2 separate regions of the Homo sapiens genome follow, and region 1 is linked to region 2. Evidence: chromatin loops called from intact Hi-C (ENCODE). Cell type or tissue: chondrocyte. All regions are shown on one strand. Each heading gives the region's core, and the rest is flanking DNA. Links, peaks and the distances in the headings are about the cores only.

Region 1 (16,285 bases), core at 5,518-13,517, 270 kb after region 2:
ATCCTCTGTAGCGAAAAAAAAAAGTATTAATTATGTTTTGGATTGTCTTCATAGAGATCTGAGAGCATAATTTAAGTAAATACTGTAGTCATGACTAGCAATGCTATATTATTCTTATTTGAATTTTAACCCTAAGAATTTTCCAGTCTGCTAGCCAAACCAACACTTGGGCACATTTATAGTTCTCAAAAGCTAAACTCATCCCAGTGTTCTCCTGACTACTATGAGAGGTTTGGAGTTCTGGAGTTCGGACATGACACGGTTTCCCTGCATGTGTGATGAGACGTGTGTGGATGTGTCAGAAGATCGGCCTTTGGGTCAATGCGTATTTTGGGTGCTGCTTGCTTCTTGCTCCTTTGGGTGTGCCCAAGTCCCATGGCCTCTTTCAAGAGTTCTGAGCAAACCCATTCCTGTTCCCCTGTCTCATGGTTCGCCAGACATTACTGGGGCAGGAGAAGGGCTGTCAGCTGGGGCAGTCAGCAAGAGTGACTCTCTGATTGCCCTGGCTAGGAGCCCCTTCCTGATACCCAGGTAAGAGCAAACTGTTCCTTGAACTGTGCACACAGGGCATGGAAACCCTGCTTGTCAATGGATTGAAATGAAAATCCCAAATTCTACACTTTCTGTGACAAACAAGCCACTGGGCTTCCTTTGACTTCTTCGTTGTTGTGGACTATGATTCATAACAGTTTAGTATGTTATGCAACTAGATAATCATAACTATATGTGTGTAATATAGCATACTCTATATGTATGTAGTATAGCATACTCTATATGTATGTAGTATAGCATACTACATATGTATGTAGTATAGCATGAACACACACACACACAAAATGTTAGGATGGTGTGTTCCAACACAAAGGCATGCACACTCACAACCACACAGCAACAACCCCTCTAAGCGTTCCACAGCCACCAGTGTCTCAATCAGCCTCGGGCCGCCCTATCGCCTCCTCGCCTCCCGAAGTCTGTTCCATGCACTCGTAATTGTATCGTCTGCATTATCGGGCACATTCCTTTTTTTTTTTTTAAGGTTACTGAAGTGAACTAATTTATTTGGTCTGGTCATTTTAGCACCAACAATTATAGAAGAATCGGCCAATTATTTTTATTTTTATTTATTTTATTGTTTTTTTATTATACTTTAAGTTCTAGGGTACATGTGCACAACGTGCAGGTTTGTTACATATGTGTACATGTGCTATGTTGGTGTGCTGCACCCATTAACTCGTCATTTACATTAGGTATATCTCCTAATGCTATCCCTCCCCCGACCCCACAACAGGCCCCGGTGTGTGATGTTCCCCACCCTGTGTCCAGGTGTTCTCATTGTTCGATTCCCACCTATGAGTGAGAACATGTGGTGCTTGGTTTTTTGTCCTTGTGATAGTTTGCTGAGAATGATGGTTTCCAGCTTCATCCATGTCCCTACAAAGGGCATGAACTCATCCTTTTTTATGGCTGCATAGTATTCCATGGTGTCTATGTGCCACATTTTCTTAACCCAGTCTATCACTGATGGACATTTGGGTTGGTTCCAAGTCTTTGCTATTGTATCGGGCACATTCTTGCCAGCAAAGAATTTCCATTTTGACTAGGTGTCAATGGAAACAGCATCTTCTCCTTACCATTTTATACATCTGATAACTGAAAAACTCTCCGAAGACTAGACTCTGGCACCACACATTGTAAATCCTGTTTCCACTTTCCTATCAGCCTGGCTCTGGGGACACGGGCCACAGGACATGTTTATGCTGGGATATGACCTCAGGCCCTGTCCTCCCTGTGGAAATGCCACAAGAGCCAGCACAGGGGGCTGAAGGTTGTCCCTGCAAGCCACTTCTACATCAGAACAGCTGGCGATAGCTTCATACAGGCTGAAGAGACTGCAAATTGCATCAATGTTCCACCAAATTCAAAATAAATATCTCCCCGACTTAATTTTCACTTAGCCAGATCCCAAAAATGTCCAAAGCCACTTCAATATGACAAGAAACTGATGAGGTGTGTGGAGGCAAAGTTGAGGTGAAAAGAGACAAAAGTCTTTTTTTTTTTTTTTTTTTTTGAGATGGAGTCTTGCTCTGTCACCCAGGCTGGAGTGCAGTGGCGTGATCTCGGCTCACTGCAAACTCCACCTCCCGGGTTCAAGTGATTCTCCTGCCTCAGCCTCCTGAGTAGCTGGAATCACAGGTGTGCACTACCATGCCTGGCCAATTTTTGTATTTTTAGTAGAGATGGGGTTTTACCATGTTGGCCAGACTGGTCTTGAACTCCTGGCCTCAAGCAATCCACCCACTTGCCCTCCCAAAGTGCTGGGATTATAGGCACAAGCCACTGCGCCCAGCCAAAAGTCTTAATCTATTTATGTTATTTTTGCTAATTGTACAAAACACATGGTCTTGGGAACTGACTGCTATGGTACCTCCAGGCCCATGCAAGAGATGAACCTGAAATGGAAGGACCCTGAAGCTTAAAACTCATTAGCTTCATACTAAGTCCACCTCTGCATAGGATTTGGCAACTAGTGGTCCAAGGGGTAAGGGAAACAAAGTCTTCCAGCTGCAAGGAAAATCCTACACAAAGGTGCAGAGGCCAGAGAGCTCAGGACTGTTCAGCAAGCAGGGAGAACAGTCATAGGTGAGAAGCACGCAGTGGATGTAGATCTGAAATACTCGGCAACTGCAGACCACAGAGGGTTGCAAAATGTCAGGGTAAGATATCTTAATGTCAACTGTACAGCAAGAAGCTTCGAAGATTTGCCCTCCCGTGGCCTAAGGCAAGGACTACCCCTCTCCAAGCCCTGCTTTAGAAAAAGAAATCTGGGATGGACAGATGGGAGGCAGAGAGACCAGCTCAGAGGCATCAGCAGCTATCTGCCGCAAATCAGGATTCTCTGGGAAAGGAACAACACAGTGATTAACAGAAACACACAAAGACTCATGCGCGAGCCTTGAGGCAGTGCCCAACTCTTCTTCCTCCCCTGATCCCATTCACACTTGGATGTGGCATAGCCCTTTTCTCTGATACCTGGCTGCTGTGATGTGTCCTCAGCCCAGCTTTACCTGTGGGGTCACAGTCTCTGGAACTACGCTCCACACCCGTCACTGTCCTACCAGGGTGGTGACTCTCAGTCACACTGTCCAGGATGCACCTGACACCTGTGGATGTGGTTTCTGCCTGTCCTCTTAGTCCAGGATGCAAGAGGAGGCGGTGGCTTAGTTCAGGCAGGAAGAAAGAGAGCCTCCACAGGGCTGTAGCCTTGGGAACCGGATGGAGGGACCAAGTGGAGAGAAGGTCAATTAGGCAACTAAGTGTATGCAGAAGGCAAAGAAGACGGACACATCAAAGAGGACGCTGATGGCCACAGTGGAAGGAAGAATGTCTGTGTGTTTAGGCTCCAGGAGAAGCCCAGCGCTGCAGAAATTGACGCATCTCAGCATGGGTGTGCTCAGTTGGAGGCTGCGCACATCTCAGATTTGCCTCCAGCACAAGGCTTCATTTTAGAGCTTCGTGTTCTGGCACCTTGGTCATGGAGAGGCTGGAGAATCTCCTTTACCTTCTTGCCCCCCACCACCTATGCTCTCTCCCTGGGTGATCTTACCAGTGCCCTAGCTTTAACTTCAGCTTTGCATGGGGGCCCAGGCCTCTGCTTTGAACTATGCACTTGCTACCTTGCGCTGGCATTTTACGGAGCTTCCTGCTATAGTTAGACATGTTCTTTATGGCCAGTACCCACTCTGGCCAGTCAGTACCCCTGCCACAGTGATTGTTGAATTGTTTTTATTGTGATAGAATACACACAGCATGAAATTGACCATTTAAGCCATTTTTAACTGTGCAGTTCAGTGGCACTAAGTTCATTCACATTGTCGTGCCACCGCCACCATCCGTCTCCAGATTTTTTCATCTTCCCAAACTGAAACTCCATGCCCATTAAGCACCAATTCCCCATTTCTCTCTCCCCAGCCCCTGGCAACCACCATTCTACTTTCTGTCTCTATGAGTTTGACTCCTCCTCTAAGTATTTCTTTCTTTTTTTTTGAGACAGAGTCTTGCTCTGTCGCCCAGGCTGGAGTGTAGTGGCACAATCTCGGCTCACTGCAAGCTCCGCCTCCCAGGTTCATGCCATTCTTCTGCCTCAGCCTCCCAAGTAGCTGGGACTACAGGCACCTGCCACCACACCTGGCTAATTTTTTTGTATTTTTAGTAAGACGGGGTTTCAGCGTGTTAGCCAGGATGGTCTCGATCTCCTGACCTCGTGATCCACCCACCTCGGCCTCCCAAAGTGCTGGGATTACAGGGGTGAGCCACTGCGCCCAGCCCTACTCCACGTATTTCATATGCAATATTTGTCCTTTTTAACTGGCTTATTTCACTCGGCATAATGTCTTCAAGGTTCATCTCTGTTGTAGAATGTGTCAAAATTTCCTTCCCTTTCAAGGCTGAATACTCTTCCGTCATATGGATAGACCACCTTTTGTTTATCCATTCATCCACTGATGAATGCTGGGCTGTTGTGACTAATGCTGATATGGATATGAGTGTACAAATATCTGTTTTGAGTCCCTGCCCTCAATTCTCAGTGGATATACACCCAGAAGTGGAATTGCCAGATCATACGGTAATCTTGTGCTTTGTTTCTGAGGAACTGTTGAATATTTTTACCATCACACCTGTTATACAATAGGTACAACTGCTACTTCACAGCTTGACTCAGGTGTCTAATTAGCATCTCATAGTGGAAATATCCAAGCCCAAAGTCTTGATGGTCCTAAGCCTATTCCTCCCCAGCTTCTCCTACCTCCATAAGCGGAATCACCACACAGCTGGGGCCAGGGCCCTTGGCAGCATCAGCAACTCCCTCTCACTCTGCATCTCCAACCCATCAACAAATCCTATCAGCCCTATGTGCAAAATATATCCAGAACCAAATCACTTCTCACCACCCTGCTGCTGCCACTGGACCCAGCCCACCTTGACCTCTCACCCTCACTATTGCAGTAACCTCCCCAAATAGTTGCTCTTTGCCCTTTTACCAGCTAGTCTTCATGCAGCTGTTAGCATGAGCCATTTAAAATGTCAACCAGATCCCTTCACTCCTTTGATTAAAACTTCCAATCTTCTCATCATAATTAGAAAGAGAAAAAAGACCCAAAGGTGTTACCATGTGCTGTGATGTGAATGTTTGTGTTGCCTCCAAAATTCATGTTGAAACTGAATCTTCGATGCAACGATATTAAGAGGTGGGACCTTTAGGAAATGATTAGGCCCTGAGCACTCTGTCTTCGTGGATGAGATTAGTGCCTTATTCATGGCTGGCGGGAACTAGCGAACCCCTTTTGGCTCTCTGCCTTTCGCCCTGTGAGGAGCAGCAAGAGGCAGCATCTTGGACGCAGAGAACAGCCCTCACCCAACACCAACCCTGCTGGCACCTTGATATTAGACTTTCCAGCTTTCAGAACTATGACAATTAATTTCTTTTCTTCTTCTTCTTCTTCTTTCTTTTTTTTCTTTTTTTTTCTTTTTTTTTTTTTTTTTTTGAGATAGGGTCTCACTCCGGTTGCCCAGGCTGGAGAGCAGTGACGCAATCTCAACTCACTGCAGCCTCGACCTCTTCAGCTCAGGTGATTCTCTTCCTCAGCCTCCCGAGTAGCTGGGATTACAGGCATGCGCCACCACGGCCTGGCTCATTTTTGTATTTTTAACAGAGACAGGGTTTCACTGTATGGGCCAGGCAGGTCTCGATCTCCTGACCTCAAGTGATCCACCCATTTCGGCCTCCCAAAGTGTTGTGATTCCAGGCCTGAGCCACCACCCCTGGCCTAATTTCTATTATTTATAAATTACTCAGTCTCAGGTATTTTATTACAGCAGCACAGATGGACTAAGACACCATGGGCTGTATGAGTGGCCCCTCACCTGGCCTCACATCCTCTATGCATGCCCACTCCTGCCTTTTCCACACACACATTGATTAGGTCCTGCTTTGAGGTCCCTGACCCTGGGTGTTCTCTCTGCTAGAAATTGCTTCCCACAAATCATCACATGGCTTATTCGAAATGCTACCCCCTCAGAGATGGCTCCCGGATGATCCTATCTAGACTAGAACAGCAACTCTCATCACTGGCAGTCTCCTAATTCAGTTTCCAGCTCTTCAGCTACCTAGCACTCCTGCCCTTACAGTACCTGATTATTTACTGGCTGGTTGTTTATTTTCCCCCTAGAGTATAAGCTCCGAGATGGAAGGGAGAGGGTTCTGATGGCTGCTGCATCCCTAGGGCATGGAGTAATGCCCAGCATGGAACTCCCTGCTCTCCAGGAAGAACGCGCTTCCCGTCGTGAGATGCATGAGCACATCTCAGTCTCCAGGGCCAGTTCAGTTCTATGGACACAAGGAAAGGGTGAAATGCTAAGATCCACACCGGAGACACATAGGTGGATTCAGTGCTTTGGGATTCCCAGAGTCTGTGGCCAGTTCTCTTCACCAGTGGAGTCAGAGCCTACCAGGCCAGTAGAGTAGGGAGTGCACCCTACTTTAAGTGCTTTAGGAAAACCTTGCACCCACAAATAGCTCTACCACTAACTAATCTATCACTCTCTCTTAAATTTCACCATTAATAGTGCAATTCTTTTTTACAGGAAGAGGGGAGAGAACTAAAATGTACTCAGTAGTTAGTAAATATCAGGCAGCATTCAAGGTCACCAGCCATCCCAGTGTGCCTGGTCAGAGGGATTTCCTGGGACATTCAGAGCTAAAACTAGGATAGTCTTGAACAAATGGCATAGTTGGTCACCCTACTTCATTTCCTGGTTTAGCTCTCTCATCAACCATATGTGCATTTTACTCATGAGAAATCCTGGCCTTCAGTCATGAGGCCAATGTGGCAGAATTGGAGTCAAGGCTTCCATGGCTCCAGGGTCCAGGTCCTCTCTACCATATCCCAAGGGCCCCCTGACCTCCCTTCAGAGGCAGTAATTCTGAGATAGCTCTGTGCAGCTCTCTCCTCATAAAATATACTCTACAGCACTCAGATCATGAGATATGGAAAAGAATGGATGAAGGCTTGCTGGAAAGGCAGGGACAGATACTTTGCAGGAAAAAAAGGACTTCCAAAATGTGCGTGGCAACTTGGGGTTTCAAAAATCTTTGTTCTAAGGGCCGGAACTTTAGTGCCAACCTGACATTGGGAAGGGGTAAGAACTGATGAAAATAGTCCTAACTGAGAAGCACTTTGAGCTTCTGGGAAAGAGACTGCTGCATTGAAGTGGCCAGCTCTAGGTCACATCACAGGACCTGGGTGGGCATCATTCTTTCTGACGCTTGGCTCCTCTATCCTAGTTATTTGAGATTTCAAAGTAGTCATCTGGTTTATCTCTTCAAGTGTGACCACATAATACACTGTTCAAACAAGGACACTTCTAAGAATGAAAGGGGAACAATTCATAATTAGGCAAGGACAACAGTGGGGAATGGGACTCTGCCCCGGTTAACTGGGATGCCTGATCCCCCGGCCAGCTCTTCTGATCATGAGGAACTGAGTTGTGATCTTATCTTCTAATGCACCAAACAAAGCAGGGAAAGTCCCAGCCGCACGCCATTGCCACTGGGCTCTTCTGCCTCCCTCTGGTTCTGCCCCATGTCCCAGGGTCTAAAGAATACCTTTTCCCCAAAGGTCTAAATACTCCTTTGAGTCATTTGCATCAAATATCAGCATAGAAATGCTTACTTCAACTACTCTTTCTTGATCACCACAGAGTTTTCTGAGCACTCACCTTGAACAGGGCCTCTTCTGGGTGCTACAGACATTTTCAAGGGAGAGAGACCTCGCCCACCCATAGGCAGTGAGCTGGCTGGCTGGTGGGTGAGTCTGTTGGGGGGGGAACCTGCCCCTCCTTATGTTGCCCCTCAGTGACTGACCACAGGCTTTGGAAAAACCTCTTCAGCAGGGTACCGCTTACTCTGATCTACTTAAACGTTGACTCCCACGCCCTGAGGAGGAGCCGAGCGTGCCAGAGCAGCAGAATGCAACTTTGCTAAGATCAAAGTGCGAACCTGCTGAAGCTGTGTGTCTGAAATTACCCAGAAATCGCTTTGTGCTCACTCGTGGAGCAGAAGTGATGGTGAGCAAGTGTGCAGAGACCATGAAGGACTTGGTGCAGGGATGAATATTGTCTGCAGCTGGTTTTCTCCAGTCCCTGCCAGTGCACCCAGTGTCTGTTTCCGCACTACTGGGGCCCTAGGCTCAGCACAGTGCCAAGTACATAATAGGTGCAAAGTAAATATCAGTAAGTCATTGAATGCTCGTCTCCACGGACGATGCTGGGCCTGAAGTAGCCTAAGTTTGAATCCATGCAATGGACCATGGTCGAGGGCTCACGGCTTCATGATGAATCCTGGAATGTTAGCGCTAACAGTGTTCTTACAGGATCAAATCCAGTCCCAGTCAGTTTCAGCTGAGAAACTCAGGTGTGGGCCCAGAGAGTTTAAGATCACTTGTCCAAATGTTGTGAATGCCAGAGGCAACACTGGACTCAGGTGTTCTGGGCAGTAACCTTTGCTCCTCTCTCCCTACCACATGCCCCCCAGGCCAGCTGGCCCTTCTGACCAGCACCATCTGTCTGATGTCTCTTTGCCATTACTCGGAGGCCTAACCTCAGCACTGACAGGCTGCTTGACCTGGAACCTCGCCACTATGTCCTAGCCATGCTCCCTGACACCCCCGCTCTCTAGCAAAACTACTCCCTTCTTCCTCTGCATGCGATTAATTATCTCATACAGCATCTCTTTTCTTTTCCCACTGTATTCCTGTTGGTTCAAGATGTGTCTGCATTCCTTACCATTTTACCGGGAACAGTGTCTTTTTCATCTTTGTCTCTCCAGTGCCTCAATTGCGCCTACCACGCATGTATTATACAAATGCGCAGCTTGCTGTGTGACCATGGCCCAATTGTTCACCGTCTCTGGGCCTTCTCTTGGATTTATAAAATTAACGGGGCACTACTGACTTATCTCACAGAGCGGCTGTGTCCTAATGTATATATTGTTGCATAAATATCTTGGAAATGCAGTGGCCAACGACAGCGCTCAACAATAAATGCTGTGTGCTGAGAGCAAGTGTTAGAGAACTTGAAAGGAGGCTCTTCTCTCTGTGATGAAAGAAACGGAAGGTGGCTCTGCAGATCCCCTCAGATGATGCACGCTGTGGACCCGAGCACCGAGCCTGGGTGGGGAAGGAAGGAACTTAGGAGAGGTGTGAGGGCAAGGGCGTCTTGTGGAGAGAGCTTGACCAAACCCTGACCCTCCTCTTTGTAGAGCCCCCGGGCTCGTCTGCAGGGTCTGTGCAGGCCGCCTGCCCCCTGCGCCAGCAGGCGAGGAGGACAGCCTCCCCTTCTCAGCAGGACCCCTAGCCCTGCAGAGGGAGCTGGGAGCTGGCTGCTTTTAATTAGAGCCGCTTCTTTCCTGTTTTCCTTCGCGGCTGGTTTCCGAGCTTCCCTCACCCTCTGCTGATTCCCCCAAGCAATTTTTTTAAGCATCCAAACCGTCTGGGATAAGAAAGGAGAAAGCTATCATTATGTGTGTGAGCTGTGCGGTGGCTTCCGCTGGCTTCCCAGACGTTTGGAGGTCGTCAAAAGGCTGGCTCTGCTGTCTGGACATGGCCTGAGGAAGCCTGGTGCCAGCTTTCTGCTTCCTATGCCACCAGCTCTGCTTATGTATATATTGAGCACCTGCTGTGTGCCAGGCCCCCAGATGAGCAAATATAGCGTCAGCCCAAAAAGCTGAGAACTATTGTCATGGCTCTCTTAGGTCTAGAGCTGTGGCAGTGATCACCAGCACGCTGACAGAGGTGTGAACGGAGCACCCCAGACATGGAGCAGGAATGAGAACGACTGGCACGATGGGTTGCACCAACGAGAACCTTACAAGGAGAACACAGCCTCAATCTGGCTCCCGTTCCCTTTAGAACTCACTCTCGTTCATGGCTCGTGGAACCCACATTCATTCGGAACGCAAGAGGCTCCAGAAGGGCTGTCAGATTTAGCAAAGAAAAATGCAGCATGCACAGTGAGATGTGAACTTCAGATAAACAACATATAATTGTTTAGTGTAAGTATGCTCTAAATATTGCATGGGACATGCTTTTTATTATAACATTGAAGGTATATTTGCACTAAAAAAGGGATGTGTTGTTTATCCGAAATTCTCATTTCACTAGGCATCCGGTATTTTATCTGGCAACTCTTTTCCAAGGTCAACAGAGAGTCCTAGACCATAGACCAGAAAGTCCATTCTACCCGACACTGGGCTACAAGAAATGTATATTTGTGGGGATCAGCCACACTGGGAGAAAGATAGCTGTCTCATGTCACCAGGGTAGATGAAGAAAGGGTTCTAAAGCCTAGCAGCATTCATATGATAGGTACCTGGGCTTGTTTTCAAAGATCAGCAATCAAGGGGAAATGACAGAGACGCTGGAGGAGGCTGGTCCTCCCAGAAGCTAGTGGCTTGACCCAAGAAGGAAGAAAATGGCGGCTGCCTTCCCGGACCCAGGCTGTAGGCCGGGAATTCCCAGCTCTTTGATACCGTATTCCAACTGGTATGATCTGTTCGATGCCTGCTCTAGCTCTATCCCAAATATGTGTTATATGGCTTCCATCAATATTTTTTATGTAGTGCAAGCTTAATTTAATCTGAGAGTGGTTTAAGAATACACATACTTCTCAGCCATCAAAAGAACACGATTAAGAATCTCTGTGCTAGAAACTAGAAAGTTCTAGGAGATTACTGAAGGAGAGGCAGGAATGGGAACTGAGATGAAGAGGGCAAAGACTTAACCACCGACGGTCCATTTTTGGAGGAAGTGGCTGAGTGGAGTCTGGAAAAAAAAAAAAACAACAACCAGATAACCTGAAAACCAGCTGGGCTGGAAGCAAAGAGAGGGCCCAGGCATTAGCCCGGCCCTGGGGGCAGCCCAGACACACCCCAGCATTTCTCAGGGGGAAGAAGGCACAGCCTGCTGTTATTTACAAAGCTGTTGTTGAGAATTTTGAGGATCTCTTCCAGGTTCTCGCTTATGTAAATTCTAATTCACAGTGCCCTGGCCCCACATGTCTCGTAAACCAGGCCTGATATTGTAAACCTTCGCCATTCACAGAGGGTTTTAGCTTTGCCTTTGTTCCCCTCTCCAATTTCCCACTTCACAAACCTGGATCTAAAGCTTTGCACGTAGTTGATAGGGAAGTGTCGTTTGAGCAGTTCTAAGAGGCTGTCTTCCTTCTTCCTCCGACCCCCACAGCTCTGGTTTCCTCTTGGATATCAATTATTGGCTTTTACATAAGAAGGCTAATGCATTTTCAAAGCAGGCAGATCACTCTCCCATGTTTTGACAGTTTGGCTTTAGTTGAAATATAATTAAACTTTTTGAAAACAAGAACCTTGAAACTCAGTCTTCACACTGTTTGCAGGTTTTTTCCCCCTCACGCATTCAGTTTTTACTTGCTGCGGCACAATTGATTTGGTCTTCACTTTCTGCGCTCAAAACAAACACTGGGTTTAGGCATTCTGCTCTCCCAGCACCGCATGGCTGAGGGTGGAAAAAAATAACATCTGAAACAGGCCGGGCTTTTGATGATACCTCCTTATGACAGACACATCGAAAACCACCGACGGTGAGTCACCCACATTCTGTGCATACCCTCTCCGAGGAGCAGGAAGTGTGGCTATTTTAAACCCTGAGGCAATGAGAAGTTTTCAGATGCGTCCTAAGGCGCTCCGGCCAGCGCCCTGCATGCACACGAGGGCCTTCCTCAGTGTGGCCCCAGCACATCTGTAGACCTGAGGCGACACACCCAGCCTTCTGCCAGCATCTCTTTGTTTATTCTGCTTGTCCTGGTTTTGCGTTGACACGAGCAAGCCGAGTCTAAAAAACACAGAGCTACAGAATTTATAAAATCAACAAAAACTTAAAAAAAAAAAACAAAAAAAAAAACACACCACCACCACCAACAACAATCGGAGCCTGGCAGTTGGTGAGGGTGGGTGGGGGCGAACAGATGGTGCCACAAGATGTCCTCGGGCGGCTCACTGGGGACCGAGCCTTGTGGCTCTGTGGCCAAAAATAAATAAATAAGTCAGGGCCCAGCAGAAGTGCTTTCACTTCTAACCCAAGTCACTAGCTGTGGGTAATGAGTCCTCTTACTCCTTGTTCCCCATCTCCAAAGGCCAAACAAACAAGTAGAAAAAAAAAGAGAGAGAGTGAGAGAATGAATTGAACTGAAATGAAATGACTATAGATGAAAGATATATATATATATATAAAGAGTGGCGGGGGCGGGGGAAGCCGGGCGCTGTGGCTCACGCCTGTAATCCCAGCACTTTGGGAGGCCGAGGCGGGCGGATCACGAGGTCAGGAGATCAAGACCATCCTGGCAAACACGGTGAAACCCCGTCTCTACTAAAAATACAAAAAAATTAGCCGGGCGTGGTGGCGGGCGCCTGTAGTCCCAGCTACTCGGGAGGCTGAGGCAGGAGAATGGCGTGAGCCCGGGAGGCGGAGCTTGCAGTGAGCGGAGATCGCGCCACCGCACTTCAGCCTGGGCGACAGAGCAAGACTCTTGTCTCAAAAAAAAAAAAAAAAAGTGGCAGGGGGACTTGAGGGAAATAAGCCAGATGTTGCCACAAAAGCAGTTACAAATCCTGACCTTGTTTGCTAAAGGGAGCAGGCTCAGCCAGGATGCGAGACATCTCCAGGTGCTGGGAGCTTCTGAGGATGGTGAGCTCCCAGACCGAGGCAGCAAAAATGGCCTAGAACCCATCACTGTGTGGGGAGGATCCGGCTTCCTTGATGTCGGGGAAGCGTTTCCAGAACACTGGCCACTGATAGAACCAGCGGTCGATGTGGCAGGGCCTGGGATTCAGGCAAGACTCCATTTGGCTGTAATGTTTTTTATCTTTATCGGCAGTTTTCTTAGAGAATGAAATTGTTTGGGAAGTGGAAACCCAGCCTTCAGCATCTTTTAGCACAATGTGTTAAGACTCCCGAACTGGTTGGGAGCTGTATAAGCCACACAAGCATTCCAAATAATACATATTCTTTCTATTGTTGCAGATGCTAACTGCCTCCTAACTCTGATAAAACCTAAAGAATTTGTTGGTGGAAGAAAGTCCTAGAGTTTTAAAAAGCAGCTGCAGAAGAGACCAGGCCGCCTACACCCCTTGGCTTGTGGCCTCTTTACTCCACCTTGACAGCCAGCAAGGTGGCCTCTCTGGTACCTTTCTTTTGCATTCACTCTCCCTCTGTCTCCTCTTGTGACTAGCTGTGGGTAATGAGTCCTGTTACTTCTCATTCTCAATCTCCAAAGGCCAAACAAACAGGTAGAAAGAGAGAGAGAAGGAATTGAGCCGAAATGAAATGACTTTAGAATAAAGATTTGTATACTAAAAAAAAAAAAAGAGTTGGGGGAACTTGAGAGAAATGAGCCAGATGTTACCATGAAAGCAGTTATAAATCCTAACCTTGTTTGTAAAGGGAGCAGGCTCAGCCAGGATGCTGGACATTGGTCTCACCTGGAGAACTCAGGCTTCTCTTCCCACTGTAAGGTCAGCTGATTTGCAGCCTCAGCTCCTCCTGCAACCTTCCTTTGCCTTTGCCGTGTAACCTAACACATTCCCAGATTCCGGGGATTAGGGTCTACACATCTTTAGGGGGCATTATTCTGTTGAGGGTCAGTGGTGTCCTTAGCACTGAGACAGTTACTTGTCTGTCTCCACAGTTTATTTGTTAGGACATATGACCAGGCAATAGTTGCTCTGTATAGTAGAAATACAGTCAAATAATAGTGTAAATTAAATTGATAATACACATTTACTATCTGCCAGATATAAGCACTTCACTTCATGCGTGTTAACACTCATTTAAGACTCATGATAGTTCCATGAGTTAGGTACTATTATTAGCTCCACTGTACAGACGAGGGAAAGTATAGGGTGTATCCATGGTTGGGAAACGGTGGAGATAGTGTTAGAACCCAGGCCTCTGGCCCAGGTTCCAGATTCTTAGCTAATAGGATTAGAAAAATACAGGGGTGTTGCCCTCCAAATACCAAGGACAAGACACAAAGGCAAAGTGCCTTCCTGGACCCTTCTTCCCCACCATGCCCCTGTGGAGCCAATGGCCCTGTCTGTTATATCAAGGCCCTGAACAGCAGGGAAAGGTGACTCAGAGAGTTCTGTTCACCCTACAGGCCTTGACGCCATCCAAGACCTGACCACATGAAGTTGAGCTTTCAGCTATGGGGAGCCAGAAACACACCCTGCCTTGCGTGCTCAGCTTGGACTGTAACAGTACAAGCCCAGTGACAGCTGGTGCCTGGAAACCATCTTGCTGCTGTTTCCTGTGAGTGGAGAGGATCTTCTTCTGCAGAGGAGAGGAAACAGTGTCATCAACTGGGGTGTGTTCCTATGCTTCCAAGGATCCTGGAGTCATCTGCTGGAAGGGGAGACAGTGAACTCTGCAAGGGGAAGTTGGCTATGTATTTTCGTGCCCCTCAGTAGTCAAATCCTATGGAAACAAACAAGGCTGGTCTCTGTAGATGGGACCTCCCACCCACGTAGGGTCAGTTTTTTCCCCAGAATAACAGAGGGAAGGCAGGGCCAGAAACATGGTTTGGGAGTTGCTCTCCTAGAGACCCTGGACTGTTTCAGGGCTCATCGCCTCCTTGGTCCAAGACGCAGTAGCTGGGCCCAGTTGACAAAAGCAGCTCCAAACAAGAGGGCATGAAGAACCAACTCGAAAGCTCCTCGGGGCCCCAGGGAAGTAGGACGGAGAGAACCTCAACCACCAAGTTCCGCAAATTTCACAAGTTTATTACAAACCCCAGAAGTGTTGTTGGGTTGCTTAAAAACGATTTAATTTTTGCAATCTCCCGAAGAGAGCGGGTGCCCCAAATTAAAACTGATGTTTCAAAAATAATAGCTATGAGGATGAAAGACAGTCCTTCTCATGGGAGGGGAGCAAGGAGGTGCACAGAGAAGCACCCTAGTGTCAAAGCTGTAGGGAGCCCTTTCTTGTGATGTATGAGTCTTAGGAGTCTGTTGCCATGATGGGGCCCATTCTCCCGTTATCTAACCAGAATAGTCACCTTCTTGTGATTCACCTAGAAATCTGATTCTTATCAGAACTCTGAGCAACACAAGGGAGGAGGAGGCCTCCTGATGTCATGGAGAAAAGAATGAGCTATCGCATCAGATGGGCCTGGATCTGAATCACAGCTCAGCCACTTATACTTACTTTGTACCCCTGACAAGTTACTTAAGTTAACTGAGCCTCCGTTACCTCAATTGCAAAATGAAGATCAACAGCACTGATCTTGCTTGGTTCCAGGGATGCTTGGTTCCAGGGATGAGATGGTTGTGCTGTTAAGCATGAAAACTGGTACCTATGGGACCTTGACGATAGTTGCTACTATTACTGTTGCTTTTCATGTCATTATTGCCAGCATGAATATGATCCTCAAAGTGGCCTTCCTCATACAATTCTCACAAGTCCAGCGGTAAAGGAATTGAGTATATGAAACTTCATACATGTCAGAGCTCTCTTTGGAGGGTCCAGCGGTGGGGTACCAAGGTGGAGCTCCAGTTACAGCATGTACTTCCCCAGGCACAGGGCACCGTCCTCAACAGCTGGCATCATTGCACCTGCAGCATCTGCCCCTTCCCAGAGCCTCTCTCTTACGCTTTTCACATCACTGGAGAAGCAGCTTGCAGGACCACACCGTATTTCACTTTTACGGTGCAAAGCCAGAAGGTGCCCAAAGGAGAAGCACCTACTCCCGTGGTGAGAAGGTGGGCACAGGTGCAGCTGCGACTCACCAAGAGCCAGGCTGCCAGCCACACAGCCAGGGACACCGCAATGGGGGAAGGGGCAGCAAGGATGTGTCAAAGATATTCCTTTCCAAATGACTTTGGTTGAAAGAAATGCTTCCGGTTCGTAACCTGGCCTCACATTTTATAGCTAAATATGAGCCGGGTGCGTTGATGGAGCCATTTTTGACATATTTCAATTGCACTGATTGCCTGACATCATTCAAGTCACCCACGTTTCCCCAGCACAGGCCACACACTCGGGTAGATTCAGTTATTTTCACGAGGACAGCCTCCCCAGCCCTGCAGAAGTCATTGTCTTTTTCTGGGCAGCCCCTGTGGATGGATTCAGCTGCAGTGACCAGCACACATGGTGGTTAATGGGAGTTCTAAGAGGGAGAGGCCAGTGAAGGTCGGGGCTCA
Region 2 (16,285 bases), core at 3,011-11,010:
AGATGCTTCACCCCAGTCTGTGCAGTAGGACTGGCTTTTCTGATCAATGGTGTTGTCAGAGGTGTTTGAAACAGAGCAACTTTATGTCGAGTAGGGGCTCGGTAAAATGAGGCTGAGACCTACTGGGCTGCGTTCCCAGATGGTTAAGGCATTCTAAGTCACAGGGTGAGACAGGACGTCAGCACAAGATACAGGTGATAAAGACCTTGCTGATAAAACAGGTTACAGTAAATAAGCTGGCCAAAACCAAGAGGGCGACGAGAGTGACCTCTGGTCGTCCTCACTAATACACTCCCACCAGTGCCATGACAGTTTACAAATGCCATGGCAATGTCAGGAAGTTACCCTATATCGTCTAAAAAGGGGATCCATGAATAATCCACCCCTTGTTTAGCATATCATCAAGAAATAACCATAAAAATGGGCAGCCAGGAACCCTCAGGTCTGCTCTGTCTACGGAGTAGCAATTCTTTATTCCTTCACTTTTCTAATAAACGTGCTTTCACTTTATGGACGTGCCTTGAATTCTTTCTTGTGCGAAACCCAAGAACCCTCTCTTGGATCGGGACCCGTTTCCTGTAATAGTGTGTCAGCTGATATCTACAGAAAGAGGGAGTCAACTAGACTAGAATTGAGTAAAAAGCCTCCTCCACCCCCAGGGGAAACTATGTGGAAACCCCAAGGCAGTTGGGAGCAGGGAAGAAGGAGAGTGGGGAAGGCCAAACGAATGGAGTTGACAGAGGAGGCAGGACAGGTGGGCACCCCAGGCCAGGTAGGACAATCAGCCATGAATATCAGACTCATTCTAGGTGGGAAGCGACTGTAGGGTTGTTTGAGGAGAAGAGGGAATGGTGACTGCTTTGATTTGCATGTTCAAAAGTATAACCATTAGGTTGAAAGAGCAGGATCCCAAATGTGTAGGAGAAATCACTCACCAACTCCTTGATTCAACATTCCAGGGTTATTCCTTCTTTTCTTCTTAGAAAAAATTAGTAGAATACACGTAACTTAAAATTTACCATCTTAACCATGTTTAAGGGAACAGGTCAGTGGCATTAAGTACATTCATATTGTTGTGCGACCATCTTGCAAAATTGAAACTCTCTGCCTATTAAAAACTAACTTCTGATTCCCCACTTCCCCAACCCCTGGTGACCACTTTCTCTCTCCTCTATGAATATGACTCCCCTAGGTACCTCATATTAGTAGAATCACACAGTATTTGCCCTTTCGTGACTGGCTTATTTCACTTAATATAATGTCCTCAAGGTTCATCCATTTTGTAGCATGCATCCGAACTTCCTTTCTTCCTAAGGCTGAATGATATTTCATTGTATGTGTGCCATGTTTTGTGTATCCATTCATCCATCAGTGAACTCTCGAATTGCTTCCACCTTTTGACTATTATGAATAATGCTGCTATGGACATGGGTGTACAGACAGACAAGGCCCTGCCTGCAATTATTTTGTAAATATACCCTCAAAGGCTTTTTCTTGAATCCTGATTCTGGGAATTACACTATACTAAACACTATGGGGGTTTAGAAACCTAACTATGACAGTCTCTGACACCCCAAAGAGACAGGAAAATGCCCCCACCCCTCTCTCTGCAGCTTTCAGTGGAGTAAATAAATAAGTGGTGACTGATGTGATTAAAAAGACAGAACTAGTTAACAGGACTGGGTAAGATGCTTAGGTCAAGTCAATAAAAGATGAAGAACCACTGGAGGGTTTTTGTTTGCTTGCTTGCTTGGTAAATTGGTTGGTTAGTTGGTTGTCTGATTTGTTAAAAAATTAAATTAAGTTAAACATAGAAGCACCTGAACTGAATTAGGCTACAGAAAAATCCCACCAGAGTCCATATGTAGGATGAATTGGAGAAGGAGGGGAAACTGGAGACAGAGGGCCTAGAGAGGAGGCTGTGGTAATAGCCCAGACAAGAAAAAATCAGGGTCTTAAATGACACCGTATCAGTGGCCATGGAAAGAAAGGACTCTTTCTTTGAGGTTAGTGCCCATTTGCGATTGGTTGACCCTGATTTCAGCAAGATCTGGTCTCTGAGCCCACAATGTGCCTCTACCTTCTGGACTGTCAGCCTCTGTCAGAGGTAGAACATTTCTTCCCCTAGGGGATCCTTCCATGAAGAAACATCTCCATCTGCTTCATCTCCTGCTTCCTTGTGACCAAATGAAATCCACCCAGGAGAGCTCTGCATCACACACCAACGGTCTCAGGGCTGTTTCCAGCAGCAGCTTTGAAGGACAGCTTCTCCGAGCAGGAACTCCCACTGGGCAACTCAAGAAGCCTCTAGGCGACTCAGTCCCTTTAGCTATTTTTAGTGTGCCTTTTACATTCAGAAACTGGAAACCTTCTGTACAAACTCATTTTTTTTCTGCTTCCCTCAGGCAGAAAGTTTCAATCTTAAACCTTCATGCTAAATGACACAATGTTTGAGAATTTAGCTTACTTTCTTTCCTCATTGTTACCGCACTATTCATACCTCTAAGTATGCAAAGAGCTCTGAATCTTACAGTTCCGGCTCAAGCAGCAGTCAAATTGCAATGAATGAGGTCTCTAACTGTATTAAGACCATGATGTCAAGCTGGGGGTGGGGTGGGGAGGGTGTGCAAAACTATACAGTCATTGAGGGACACAAACTTCAACCTCCACCTCCACCCCAAACACACTACAAAAAGTAATGCCTTAAGCTTGAACATGAGCACCGTGTAAGAGGTCCTCACGTCCAGAGTTTGTCCTAAAAGATCTTTCTTTCCTTTCCTTTCCTTTCCTTTCTTTTCCTTTCCTTTCCTTTCTTTTCCTTTCCTTTTCTCTTTCTTTCTTTCTCTTTCTTTCTTTTTTCTTTTTCTTTCTTTCTTTCTTTCCTCTCTCTTTTCTTTTCTTGTTTTTTTTTTGTTTTTGTTTTTTTTTTTTTTTTTTGAGATGGAGTCACACTCTGTCACCCAGGCTGGAGTGCAGTGGCATGATCTCAGCTCACTGCAACCTCCTGCTCCCGGGTTCCAGCGATTCCTCTGCCTCAGCCTCCTGAGTAGCTGGGACTACAGGCACCCGCTACCACACCTGGCTAATTTTTGTATTTTTTAAGTAGAGGCAGGGTTTCACCATATTGGCCAGGTTGGTCTTGAACTCCTGGCCTCAGGCGATCCGCCAGCCTAGGCCTCCCAAAGTGCTGGGATTACAGGTGTGAACCACCACACCTGGCCATAAAATTTTATTTTTTAAAGAGCATTCTTTAGGAATAGGATATAACTAGCTTAAAAAAAAATCTACTTTAACATCTTATTTGCTTGGTACTATTAAGAATTCTAGAAGAAATTGAGCCATGTGACAGTAGAAACATTAATGTTTCATGTTCCATTTACTTTTTTTTTTTTTTTTTTTTTTGAGACATGCTGGAGTGCAGTCGCATGATCACAGCTCACTGCAGCCTCGATCTCCTGGGCTCAAGCCATCCACCCACCTCAGCCTCCCTAGTAGCTGGGACTACAAGCATATGCCACCATACCCAGCTGATTTTTTTCTTTTTTTTCATAGACCTGAGGTTTCTCCATGTTGCCTAGGCTGGTCTCAAACTCCTGGACTCAAGCAATTGGCCAGCCTCAGCCTCCCAATCATTTACTTTTTCTTACTTGCAGTACCCACTGCAGAAAGTCAGACTACTAACAAACGTCTATAATTGGCTAATCTCTGAAGTACTGGAAAAACATCCAGAAGAATAGGACATGAAGCTGACAACACGCTTCATGAGGAATATGACATAAACTTATCCCCCCTTGCCCAGTTTTTTACTTTGAAAATTGTCAAACATATGGAAAAGTTCAATGAATAGTACACCATTCAAGGGCACCATACTTCACCTAGATTCACTAGTTGTTTATAGTTTACCAATTTTCCTTCTCTTCCTCCATCTTTCCTCCTATATATGTGATGTATGTGTGAGTATTTACAGACACACACACATTTATATTCATATACGCCAAACCATTTGAAAACAAATTGTAAGCATGATGCCACTTCACCTTGTCACACGAACAGCCTGGCTGCTCACACAAAGCCTGTTCGTGGACTCTCTTCACGTGGACGCGCGTGACACACCTTAAGTGCTTTAATATGTACTCCTAAGAGCAAAAACATTGTCTTTTATAATCCCAGTGCCATTATTACACTCAAGAAACCTAACATTGATATTTTAAGGGACACTTTTTCAAAAAAAAGGTAAAATTATGACTCGTACAGATACTAAAAAAAAAAGTTAAAGATTTATTCAATTCATTAATAATGAGGAAACTGCAAGACGCTACTGCCAGTTCAAAAGATAATCCAAAGAAGACACACATTTATTGATAAGGATACTGAAAGGAATAAGCAAACTGAGGCAAAACTGGCTGCTTCTTGTCTGTGGTCAAGGATTGTTTTGCATTGTTATCCATGATCTACAATTTATTGAGTTGTAAAATAACTCAAAGGCCGTGAAAGGTGCAGAGCCCCTATAGGATCAAAATTAGATAACCCTGAAGGGTGGGTGGGTGGGTTCTAGACCTTTTCCTATAAAGGGCTAGATTGTAAATGTTTTTGGTTTTGCAAGCCATATGGTTTTTGTACAGATACTCAACTGTCAGTGAACATGCAAGTAATCTTAGACAATATGTGAAGGGTGAATGCTGCTGTGTGCCAATAAACTTTATTTACAAACACAGGTGGCCAGCTGGATCTGGCTCACTGGTTGTAGTTTGCCAACCCTGCTCTAAACAATGCATAATTTTCCATTGAAGCATACATTTTACCCTACAGATGCAACAATAAGATGTTGTTACGGGCTGAATTGTGGCTCCCCAAAATTCCTTTGTTAAAGTCCTAACCCCTAGTACCTCTGAATGTAACTGTAGTTGGACATAGGGACATTAAAAGGGTGATTAAGGTAAAATGAGGTCATGTTGGTGGGTCCTAACCCAATATGACCGATGTCCTTATAAGAAGAGAAAATTAGGACTGGGCACAGTGGCTCATTCCTGTAATCTCAGCACTTTGGGAGGCTGAGGCAGAAGGATCACTTGAGCTCAGGAGTTTGAGACCAGCCTGGGCAACATAGTGAGACCCCCATCTCAAAAAAAAAAAAAAAAAAAAGAAGAAGGAGAAGAAGAAGAAACAATGAAGAAAAGAGAAGGCAACTAGGACACAGATAGGCACAGAGGGAAGACCATGTGGTAACACAGAGAGAAGACGACCATCTATAAGCCAAGGAGAGGGGCCTCAGAAGAAACCAACCCTGCCAACACATTGGCCTTGGATCTTCAGCATCCACAACCGTGAGGCAATATAATAGCCCTAGCAAACGAATGCAGATGTCTTCCAGTTTTAAAAAGACAGCTACATAATCTTGGGTCAAGTGAACAGGATGCTATTTTTCCTTAAAATTGTTTTATTAGATGCAATATTTGCAAGATACATTTCAAAGGTGGAGATAGGAGGAAGGTTTTGATGTCAAACAAGTTTAGAAACTATAGCAAACTGTAGTTCCTTCTTAGAAATCCACTACATTCTCAGTATGTGTCATGCTCCTGAGATATCCTGCAATCAGGTCTGTTTAACCTTTGCGTAACCCTGACTTTCCCAAACTTTGAATGCCTTTTCAAAAAGAGATACAATTCTGATTAATAACACCATCATTCTTGGAACACACTTTGGAAACACTAGTATGAACAAAATATGAGGCAAATATTCTAAGGATATAAAGATGCCTGTGGACTGAGCCTTGAGAACTGTGGGATTCACAAGGCTGGAAGGGAATACACGCGTTCCAGGTAGGGGCGAAGGGAAGACTCCTGTGGCCCGTCATGTGGCGTCATGATGTGGAAAGCAAGGCACAGAGGGGCCACACTGCCCAGAGCCGAGTGCTTATGTTGCTGTGTGATAGGAAGGCTGGTCCTGAAGGAAGGATCAGTGCCCCCTTGTCAAAGAGAACCTGAGGCTTTCAGTATCCAGTTGTAGAATAAGGAGTGGAATTCGGAACATCTGGCCCTCGGTGTCTTCCTTTGGGGGCCCTGGTGATCACTTCCAGCAGAACTTTATCGCCCGCAATGGGTTCCTTCTATGAGGTCTGTCAATGGGGTAAAAGCCCGGATGGTGCGCCCAATGTCAGCCCGAAGCCACCAGATGGCGCGCGGAACCCGCAATGCACGTGCGCCAGCCTCGCGTTTGTCCCCGCACTGGCCCCAGGCCTTGGGAAATGTGTCTTTCCCCAGCCTTTTTACACTTTAGGAAGCTCTTCTTTAGAGAAGCATGTGAAACACCCCCCTGCACAACTGTGCTCCTCCTGCCCTTCCCCTCCTGGGGACACATCAGCAGCCCTTCCCTGGTTTGAAGAGTTTCCAAGCCGAGGAGTCTCTTGCATGTTTGTTCTACTGGAACTCGAAGCAGGAAGCACTGAGCTTCCATTTTGTAACCCACGATCCTGGTGAAGACAATCGTTAGGGAAAAAACATCTTAAGGATTGTGTGTTAGGGCAACCTCATTTCTGGCGTGAAAACAAGCCCCGCAAACACCCTGTTGTTACTCTGGTGTTCTGACTGCAAACACGGGGGGATGTAAGATTTTTACCTAATCCCAAACCTCGGCCCTGAAGAGTTAATGATGTTACTCATGCCACTGGGGCACAAAAGAAAGACTTGCATGTTCGGGTGGTTATGGCTTGCCCAGAGCGGTGGAATGAGCCATAAGGCTGAAGGCCAAGGGACTCGGGCCACCCATGCAGTGAAATAATCCCCCAGAAATGCGGTGCCGGGAGTGGAAATGAAAGTAAAGAGAACAGTCATTCCAGGGCATTGGCTAAACCTGACTAAACCTGACTGATCATCAAGCCTAAAGTTCTCTCGACTCCCAAAACTGCAAATCTCAGATTTTGGGAGGTACTGCGTAGAAACCAGGAAATGACAGAAATCAAGCAGTTGGAACACTGTTCTTGTCCAACTCTGGGTCTTAAGCTCTGTTCTCATTTTCAGTTCCAAAAGCAATGAATAATTAATAAGGTAGTTTTTGAATGGAAAGCACATTTCAATGGATGAGTGATGATTTCCGAAGGGCCTCTGACAGTTTCTGTTTATTTCCTTCCTTCTTTCTCTTTTTGAAATAAAACCGTGGAAGTGAAGACTGAAGCAATATTCAAATATACAACAGCCTGCATGTTTGACCCATCAGAAACTTGCACCAATAATGAAAAGCAGGATCTAATATCTACCTTGGCACCTGCTGTATGCCTCACACTCTGTTCCGTGTTTTTATGGAAGTGATGTCTCATTTAATCCTCACAGTCATGGCTTGGTAGTTGGCACTGGCCCAGGTTTTTAGATGAGGACTCTAGGCTCCTATGAGGTTAAGCAGCTCACCCAAAGTCACACAACTAGTAAACTTGAGAACTAGGAATTGGAACTAGGTATATCTGATTTCAAAGCCTCAGTTCCTCTTCCTTTGCCCATGCATTTCACAGACTCATGGGACCTCATGGAGTTAGAAGGGATCTGGGAGGGCATTTAGACGAATGCTCTAAATAATGCATGAATCTCTTTTCCAGCATTCTCTGTAAGTTGAAAGCTAAACAAGTGTGAATGTGCCTGAAATCAAAAGCTGAAGCTGAAAAAGAAGTCAGAGAAAGACTTCAGAATTCAGATAGAGGGCCTAAAATACATGTAATAGATTTTGTTCCTATTTTCTCTAAAAGTGGGACAGATGTATATATTTAAGTCTGTGAGAAGGCCAACAATGCACCTAAGGAATGAGTCCAGACTGTTGTTCTCTTAGCCCAGCTCAAACGGGAATAGTTGAAGAAAAATGACTAGGAAAAGAAGGCACGTGCTGGTATGGATGGGATGTCTCTGATATCCTGAAGATATGTGCACTGTAATTCAAAGAGATTCAGAGAAATGCCACTGTTTCAGCATACACATCCTCAGGTCCTGGAATGATAAGGCAAAAAGCTCTGCTCTCCCCCAATACTAGGGAAAGGTAACTAAGTGAGAGCAGGTGACCAGCCTCGGGCCACATAGCAAGGAGGTGGCAGAGCTAGAAATAGAACCAAGTGCTGAGTGTCTTGGTTGTGCCGTGGTGCTGCTCACCCTTGCTACCTCACACATCTTCCGTCATGACTGGCTCTGTGTGAATTTGGAAACTCAAAACCAGGTTTCAGTTTTCATTACATACTGGAAACTTGGCCTTGGATCACAAGAAGTTCACTATGGGGGCCGGGCATGGTGACTCACGCCTGTAATCACAGCACTTTGGGAGACCAAGGTGGGCGGATCATGAGGTCAAGAGATGGAAACCATCCTGGCCAACATGGTGAAACCCCGTCTCTACTAAAACTACAAAAATTAGCTGGGCGAGGTGGCACGCGCCTGTAGTCCCAGCTACTTGGGAGGCTGAGGCAACAGAATCGCTTGAACCCAGGAGGCAGAGGTTGCAGTGAGCCGAGATTGCGCCACTGTATTCCAGGCTGGCGACAGAGCCAAACAAAACAAAACCAAACAAAAAAAAATTCACTATGGTTTGTGAACCTTTCAAGCAAATGGAGCCAGGTTTCTGTCATGCGTCGACCCCCACCAATGCCAGGAGGGATGGATGGATTTGAGTGGGAATCAGGCACAATTCCATCAACGTGGTATTGACATGTCCCGGAGTGCATGCTGGCCTGGAAGGACACCTGGAAACGGGGGCCCTCTACAAATCCCAGGTGCCGTGGAGTCTTTCAGAGCCAGTCAGGGAATAACTTGGGGAGAGAGAGAGAGAAAAGGAGGGAATGATTTAGGAGGTGTGCATATTCATTTGCAAATGAAGTTATGGAAGTTGCTAGTGAGATTTTTATTGGTAATTAAGTGATAATGCCTGTGTAAAGCTGCTAGAGTTGGAATTCCTGTAAAATACTGAAGGGACTGAGGCCCTTTTGAGAAATGTCTTATTGTTTAGCATTTTCAGAAACAATTTAGGTTTCTGTAGTATCTTATATCCTGTAACTAGTAACTCCTCAAAGCATTCTTGCGAGGCAGGTCGCTGGGCTAACCTATTTGTGCACCTCCAAAGATTGTTCATTTACATGTAGAGGGTATGTTAGATGACACCTCTCTCTCTCTCTGTGACACACACACACACACACACACACACACACACACACGCTAGGATAGAGGATCAAATGTCCTTCACATGGCATGGCCAGGTAGAGAGTGTTTTGTTTTGTTTTAAATCATTAAGATCCTGTATATGATTAGCTTGAGATAATCCAGTTTAATTAGTGGAATTAGAGGAATTAGGAAGGATCCAGGTATGGTGACTACTGAAAGACCTTGAAAGAATTTATGTTTGGGGCCGGGTGCGGTGGCTCATGCCTGTAATCCCAGCACTTTGGGAGGCCAAGGCACGTGGATCACTTGAGGTCAGGAGTTCGAGACCAGCCTGGGCAACGTGGTGAAACCCCATCTCTACAAAAAATACAAAAAAAAAAAAAAATTAGCCAGGTGTCGTGGCACACGCCTGTAATCCCAGCTAGTCAGGAGGCTGAGGCAGTAGACTCACTTGAACCCAGGAAGCATAGGTTGCAGTGAGTCAAGATCGTACCACTACGCTCCAGCCTGGGTGACAGAATGAGACTCCATCTCAAAAAAAAAAAAAAAAAGAAAGAAAGAAAGAAAAAAAGAATTAGCATTTGAACTGCTATGACTGCTATGTAAAAAAGTAATCACTTTCTTCCCTTGCTGGCTGGCAGAGGTGGCCCCAACATCCACAAGGCTGGGAGAAAGTATCAAAGGAGAAAATCAAGAACCTGGCCCCAGTTCAAACTGGATAGTAAGCCCTTGATTAATTAATAACTGCCTCTTCTGTAAATATTATTTGATATTGAGAGAGAGACTCACTTATCTACAAATGTGCCTTGTCTGTAGTGAGAGGTCAGCCAGGACAGGTAGGTCAGAGGGTGAAGTCCAAACTAAGCAATTCCAATGTATCAATTTTTTCAAGAGCATACTTTATTGTTGTTAACATATAAAAAGAAAATATGTTAAATTAATACATATCTAATCAAAAGTCTAAAAGAGTAGTGTGCTCACATACCAACCATGCTGGAACTCAGCTCTTATTAGCTACCTGTTCATGTGGGAGGTGGGTACATGTGAACATGCCTGATATAATGTCAGGGTGTGGGCACGCCTCCAAAAGTTAGAGGGTCTGGGCTCCAGGAAGTGGGTAATGCAGCCCTGGGCACTGGGGGAGGAGAGTGAAAAAATGAGCCATTAGGGTCAGAAAGGAAAAGGGAGAGAAAATTTGGGAACAGGAAAGGCGTTTCATTTTAAGCACCTGGTGCTTAATCCAGGATTTTGTAACACATCCTCACTTTTTCTGGAGGTTCCTAGATTATATCCCCTAAAAATACCATAAGTTTCCTAAGCCCAGATGATGTAATAATCCATGTTTCATGGACTTCCCTCTGCCATTGGCTGGTTGTTCTGTTGTTTTCTGGAGAATAAAGTGACTATGGAGATCTTGAAGGTGATGGACACTTAACCAAGGCCTGTTAATGAAAATATGAAGGGTATTTTGGAGATGACTATTTGCTAGGAGTTTCCAGAGATGAACTGAATTGTCGCATTATCTGTACTATTATTAGTCACAGACTTTATCCATTTTTTCCTTCCCTTGTTTAGCTAATTCTAGTACTTCCTGAGGGATGTTAGTTTTAAATTTACTACTGATGGCCAAGACTAAGTTTCAGGCCAAAAATCTTAGTTCTTGCAAGACTATAAAGCCAAGTCATCTTTTGGAATTATCCAAAGACGTATAACAGAGGACAGGAGAAAACAAATGTCACCCACTCATTTAAACACACAAATACACATTTATAATGGCCACCACACACTGAAAATTTACTAGATGAGTGACACTCCACTGTGCCCATTTAATAATGGGATCAATGAACAACTGAATAAACCGATTGCTGTATTTTGATTGCTAGCTCCTCTTTTTTCCTCACTCCTTGTTCCCATTGTCCTTTTAGCTTCTTTATGCTCTGTTTTAGCAAGCTCATCAAAGATTTAAACATCTGCTTTTTGTCAAAACATCTCAAATTTATATTATTTTCTGTGACCTTTCTCCTGTGCCTATAAGATATCTTTACCTATCTGATATGGGTTGGCTGTGTCCCCATGCAAATCTCATCTTAAATTGTAGCTCCCATAATTCCCATGTGTCGTGGGAAGGACCCAGTGGGAGGTAATTGAATCATGGGGGTAGGTCTTTCCGTGCTATTCTTGTGACAGTGAATAAGTCTCATGAGATCTGATGGTTTTATAAATGGGAGTTCCCCTACACAAGCTCTCTCTTGCCTGCTGCCATGTAAGATGTGACTGCTCCTCCTTTGCTTTCTGCCATGGTTGTGAGGCCTCCTCAGCTGGGTGGAACTGAGTCCATTACCCCTTTTTCCTTTATAAATTACCCAGTCTCGGATATGTCTTTTATTAGCAGCATGAGAACAGACTAATACACTGTGAACCCCGAAAATTTGAGGTAGGTCTCGGTTAATTTGGAAAGTTTATTTTGCCAAGGTGAGGACATGCCCGTGACACGGCCTCAGGAAGTCCTGATGACATGTGCCCAAGGTGATCAGGGCACAGCTTGGTTTTATACATTTAGGGAGACATGAGACATCAATCAATATATGTAAGAAGTACATTGGTTTAGTCTGGAAAGGTGGGACAACTTGAAGCAAAGGCAGGAAGACTCAAAGTGGGAGGGAGCTGCCAGGTCACAGACAGGTGATCCATTCTTTTGAGTTTCTGATTAGCCTTTCCAAAGGAGGGAAATCAGATATGCATCTATCTCAGTGAGCAGAGGAGTGACTGTGAATAGAATGGGAGGCAGGTTCGTCCTAAGCAGTTCTGGGCTTGAGTTTTCCTTAGTGATTTTGGGGGTCCAAGATGTCTTCCTTTCACCACACTATCCCAGCCATAACATGAGAGAGAACAGAGCAGAGAGAGAGAGAGAGCTAGTGTGAGCTCTGGCTAACCACTTACTGGCTCAGCCACCTGGGTAATTCGCTGCATCTTTTGGCCTCAGTTCTTTTTTCAGTTAGATTTCATTCTCTGGAACCACATGATGGGTTGCATTGTGTTTCCCAAGAAGAAATGCTGAAGTCCTAACCTCAGTACCTGTCAACATGACCTTATTTGGACATAGGGTCTTTGCAGATGTAGCCAAGTTAAGATGAGGTATGCTGGAGTAGAGAGGGCCCTTAATTCAATATGACTGGTGCACTTACTAAAGGAGGAGAGATGCCGAGACACAGACACAGGAGGGGGCAGGCCATGGGAAGACAGAGATTGAAGTGCTGCAGCTACAAGTCAAGGAGCACCTAGGGTTATCAGCATCACCAGAAGCTAAAAGAGGCAAGAAAGGACTCTCCCCTGCAGGTTTCAGAGGGAGTGGGTCCTGCTGACACCTCGATCTCAGATTTCTAGTCTCCAGAACTGTGAGACAATAAACTTGTGTTGTTTCAAGCCACCCAGTTTGTAGTGCTTTGTTCCTGGCACTCCTAGGAAATGAAGACAGTGCTATGGGGGAGGAGTTGAAGACCCTGGGCTTTGAAATCAGATGTGGATTTGAATGAAGTTTCAATCACATACCAGTTGATGATGATTTGGGCACATTTCTCACTAAGTCTCATTTCTTTCTTGAAACCTAAGTGGCCCATAAAAGGGAAATGATGAAACTAATCTTGTTAGAAGGGCTATTGCAAAATGAAATGAGACAAGGTGTGTATATTAGTTAGGAATGTTTTTATTGAAAGGAGAAATTCAACATGACTCAGTAAAAATGGGTCTTTGGTGTAAGAATTGTGGGATGTCTCAATCCAACTTGGCCCTAGATTCTAACATTGGCAGCTCTTCATTTTTCTTTCCTGCCCCCCTCTGAATATCTGAACACAAGCTTCTTCTTCCATTCCCCTCTCTCTCCCTTCCATTAAACCAGGTGCCTCTACTTTTCCATTCTTCCAAACTTTGCCTCCTACAGCTTTAGCCGCCTGGAAGAAACTAATTTGAACCTCCCTCTTCAATATATACTGCTTGGGTGATGGGTGCACCAAAATCTCACAAATCACCACTAAAGAACTTACTCATGGCCGGGCACAGTGGCTCACGCCTGTAATCCCAGCATTCTGGTAGGCTGAGGCGGGCGGATCACGAGGTCAGGAGATTAAGACCATCCTGGCCAACATGGTGAAACCCCGTCTCTACTAAAATACAAAAAACTAGCCGGGTGTGGTGGTGCACACCTGTAGTCCCAGCTACTCAGGAGGCTGAGGCGGGGGAATTGCTTGAACCTGGGAGGAGGAGGTTGCAGTGAGCTGAGATCGCGCAACTGCACTCCAGCTTGGCAACAGAGTGAGACTCCGTCTCAGAAAACAAATAAATGAACAAACAACAACAACAACAACAAAAAACCGCCTGTTCCCCAAAAACCTATGGAAATAAAACAATTCTTTTAAAATAATAATTTGAACCTCCCTCACCTTGCAAATCCAAAAGTCCAATGGGAGTGGGAGAGATGTAATGGTCCACTTGAAGTCAGATGTCCCACCCTCACCCCAACCAGCTATGCCCAGAGAAGAGGTTTGTATATTCCCAAACGCATTGCGAAAATTACAGGAGACAATATATAAAAATTACTTTGGAGAACTGTGACAAGTGTAGTGTCGTTATTTCCTATTTGATTTGTTATTATTATTTTTTGATAGAGTTTTGCTGTTTCGCCCAGGCTGGAGTGCAATGGTGCCATCTCAGCTCACTGCAACCTCTGCCTCCCAGGTTCAAGCGATTCTCCCACCTCGGCCTCCCGAGTAGCTGGGATTACAGGCTATTTTCTATTTTAATTCATCGCTCCATAATGGGGACTTTCCATCTTTCTGCCTCCTCTACTCCCTCAGCCCTGCCCTGCTGCCCTTCTTTCCACTCCACCCAAATCCTTCCTGGGCTTCAAGTCCTTACTCAAATCTTTCCAATCCACAGCCATAGAAGTCTTCTCTATTTGCAAATTCCTATTACCCTTAGAGTTGATTTCTCTCACAGTTAAGTCCTTAATTGTCTTCTAATTGGTCCTTGGCCTAGATCCTAAGTCACCAGAGGGCAGGAAGCATGTCTTCTTGTGCTCCTAGAGCCTTGTGCTGCTTCACATATTTCCAGGCACTAGGAGGTGCCCCTCTGCAGTGCTGGTCCTGTCCCACCCCCCCCCCGCCCCACCCCAAGGGTTCCTTGGAAGTTGTTGCCTGCAGGCTTCCTCCCCACTGACCTGGAACTCCAGAGAGGCCCCAAGATAAACACAACGAAAGCCCTCAAATCTGCAAAATCTGCAAAAGATTTAGATTAGGGGTGTCCAATCTTTTGGCTTTTCTGGGCCACTCTGGAAGAAGAACTGTCTTGGGTCACATATAAAATACACTAACACTAACGACAGCTGATGAGCTAAAAAAAAATTGCAAAAAAATCTCATCGTGTTTTAAGAAAGTTTCTGAATTTGTGTTGGGCCGCGGGTTGAACAAACTTGATTTAGACCGTGTTACTGCTACTCAAGGTCTGCAGGGCTGTTTCCCTCACATTGCGCATGATGTAACCAGTTCACCTAATTGCAACCGATTTCAACTTCATGCTATTGGATTTGTTTCCCTAAGGTATCAGATTCCAGAAAGGTCCTACTCTTCCCCAAATCAGCTGGGGAGGTGCGCGCAGCCTATTTTCTACCTGCTTTCTGGTTTAGTCTTGCTCAGAAGCCTGGGCAGGCCAAGTGGGTGCTCCCCTGGGCTGATCCTGACATTGGGCCACAATGGGAGATGTGGTGGAGGAGCGTTATTACTAGGAAGCAAATTAGAACCTTTATCATAAGGAGGCAAAGTCTTGCCTGGGAAGAAAAGAGCACATGCTAAGTTAAGGTAAAGAGACCAGGACAAAGAAAAAAAAAAAAAGCTAAACATAAATTGCAAGATGTTCAGGCATGGTGAAACTAAAATAGCTCTTTCTAGATTGTTCCATCAAAAAAATTCAAAATACGATACGTTCATTGAAGCTGAACTTTTGTTCTCTCCCTCCCACCCTTCTTCATTCCTTTCCTTCTTCCTTCCCTCTCTTCCTCTTTCTTTCTGCCCTTGTTTGCCACTTGACTAAGCAAGAACACAGCCACATATTCCAGCTTTCGGCTTATGGAGAGTGCTGGAAAACTGAATCACTCATTATTTAGAAGATTCACCTCAATGACCTCCCAATCCCTCCCAACTCGGAGGTTCTGTGGGTCTATAGAATGCCCTGGTGAAAGAGAAAGAACACAGGCTTTGAAGTCAGACCAGGTATGTCCCATTTCAGACCAGGTATGTCTGACTTCAAAGCTTGTGTTCTTTCCTTTCACCAAGGCATTCCATAGACACACAGAACCTCCGAGTTGGGAGGGATTGGGAAGTCATTGAGATGAAGCTTTTTGTTTGTTTGTTTTTGAGATGGAGTCTTGCTCTGTCACCAGGCTGGAGTGCAGTGGCGTAATCTCGGCTCACTGCAACCTCCGCCTCCCGGGTTCAAGCAATTCTCCTGCCTCAGCCTCCCGAGTACTGGGACTACAGGCATGCGCCACCACGCCCACCCAATTTTTGTATTTTTAGTAGACACGGGGTTTCACCATATTGGCCAGGATGGTCTCGATCTCTTGACCTTGTGATCCGCCTGTCTCAGCCTCCCAAAGTGCTGGGATTACAGGCATGTGCCACCGCGCCTGGCCGAAATGAAGCGTCTTAATAATGAGTGAATCCTAGTTCTCATATTTACTAGCCGTGTGACTTTGGGCAAAGTACTTAACCTCTCTGAGCCTAGATTCCTCATCTGAAAGCCTGGCCAGTGCCAACTACCAAGTTGTTGACATGAAGATTAAATGAGAAACTACTTATAACACATGGAGCTAGAATGGAGATGGAAGACTAGGTCCCAAAATCTGCTGCTGGGAAAGCAGAGGAGAGAAGATCAGGCTGCAGAGTGGGAGGTTTATGGGACTGGGTGGGTGAACAGAGGATTTGGCATTGTTGCTTAGAAAAGCTACTTGGGGCCGGGCGCGGTGGCTCACGCCTGTAATCCCAGCACTTTGGGAGGCTGAGGCAGGCAGATCACCTGAGGTGGGGAGTTCGAGACCAGCCTGACCAACATGATGAAACCCCGTCTCTACTAAAAATACAAAATTAGCCGGGCATGGAGGCACATGCCTG

What was found. Hi-C counts contacts between places; a loop is a spot of excess contacts. Peaks named below come from ENCODE experiments on the same cell type or tissue, not always from the same donor. Only the 100,000 strongest peaks of a DNase experiment are listed, where the experiment ranks them.
Region 1: a loop joins it to region 2, with 2.8 times the contacts of the local background. A loop is called at or near these places in 9 of 110 quality-filtered maps.

Annotation. Positions count from the first base shown.
Region 1 is chr1:234,760,860-234,777,144 of GRCh38, forward strand. LOC107985364 (a long non-coding RNA gene) reads left to right here. Exons shown (of 3, transcript XR_001738532.2): 2 at 13,110-13,269; 3 at 14,245-16,285. Among named protein-coding and RNA genes, the nearest start is that of LINC02961, 8.9 kb to the left of the region's middle. RefSeq lists enhancers at 10,547-11,746, 11,503-11,797, 11,533-11,752, 11,773-11,822, 11,843-12,012 and 4 more. In chondrocyte, for the core only: a CTCF peak has its summit at 9,412 (motif pointing right); a DNase peak (open chromatin) is centred at 11,682.
Region 2 is chr1:234,493,075-234,509,359 of GRCh38, forward strand. No RefSeq gene overlaps it. Among named protein-coding and RNA genes, the nearest start is that of TARBP1, 22 kb to the left of the region's middle. RefSeq lists enhancers at 2,061-2,270, 6,049-6,343, 6,338-6,387, 6,428-6,477, 6,888-6,977. In chondrocyte, for the core only: a CTCF peak has its summit at 6,188 (motif pointing right); a DNase peak (open chromatin) is centred at 6,173.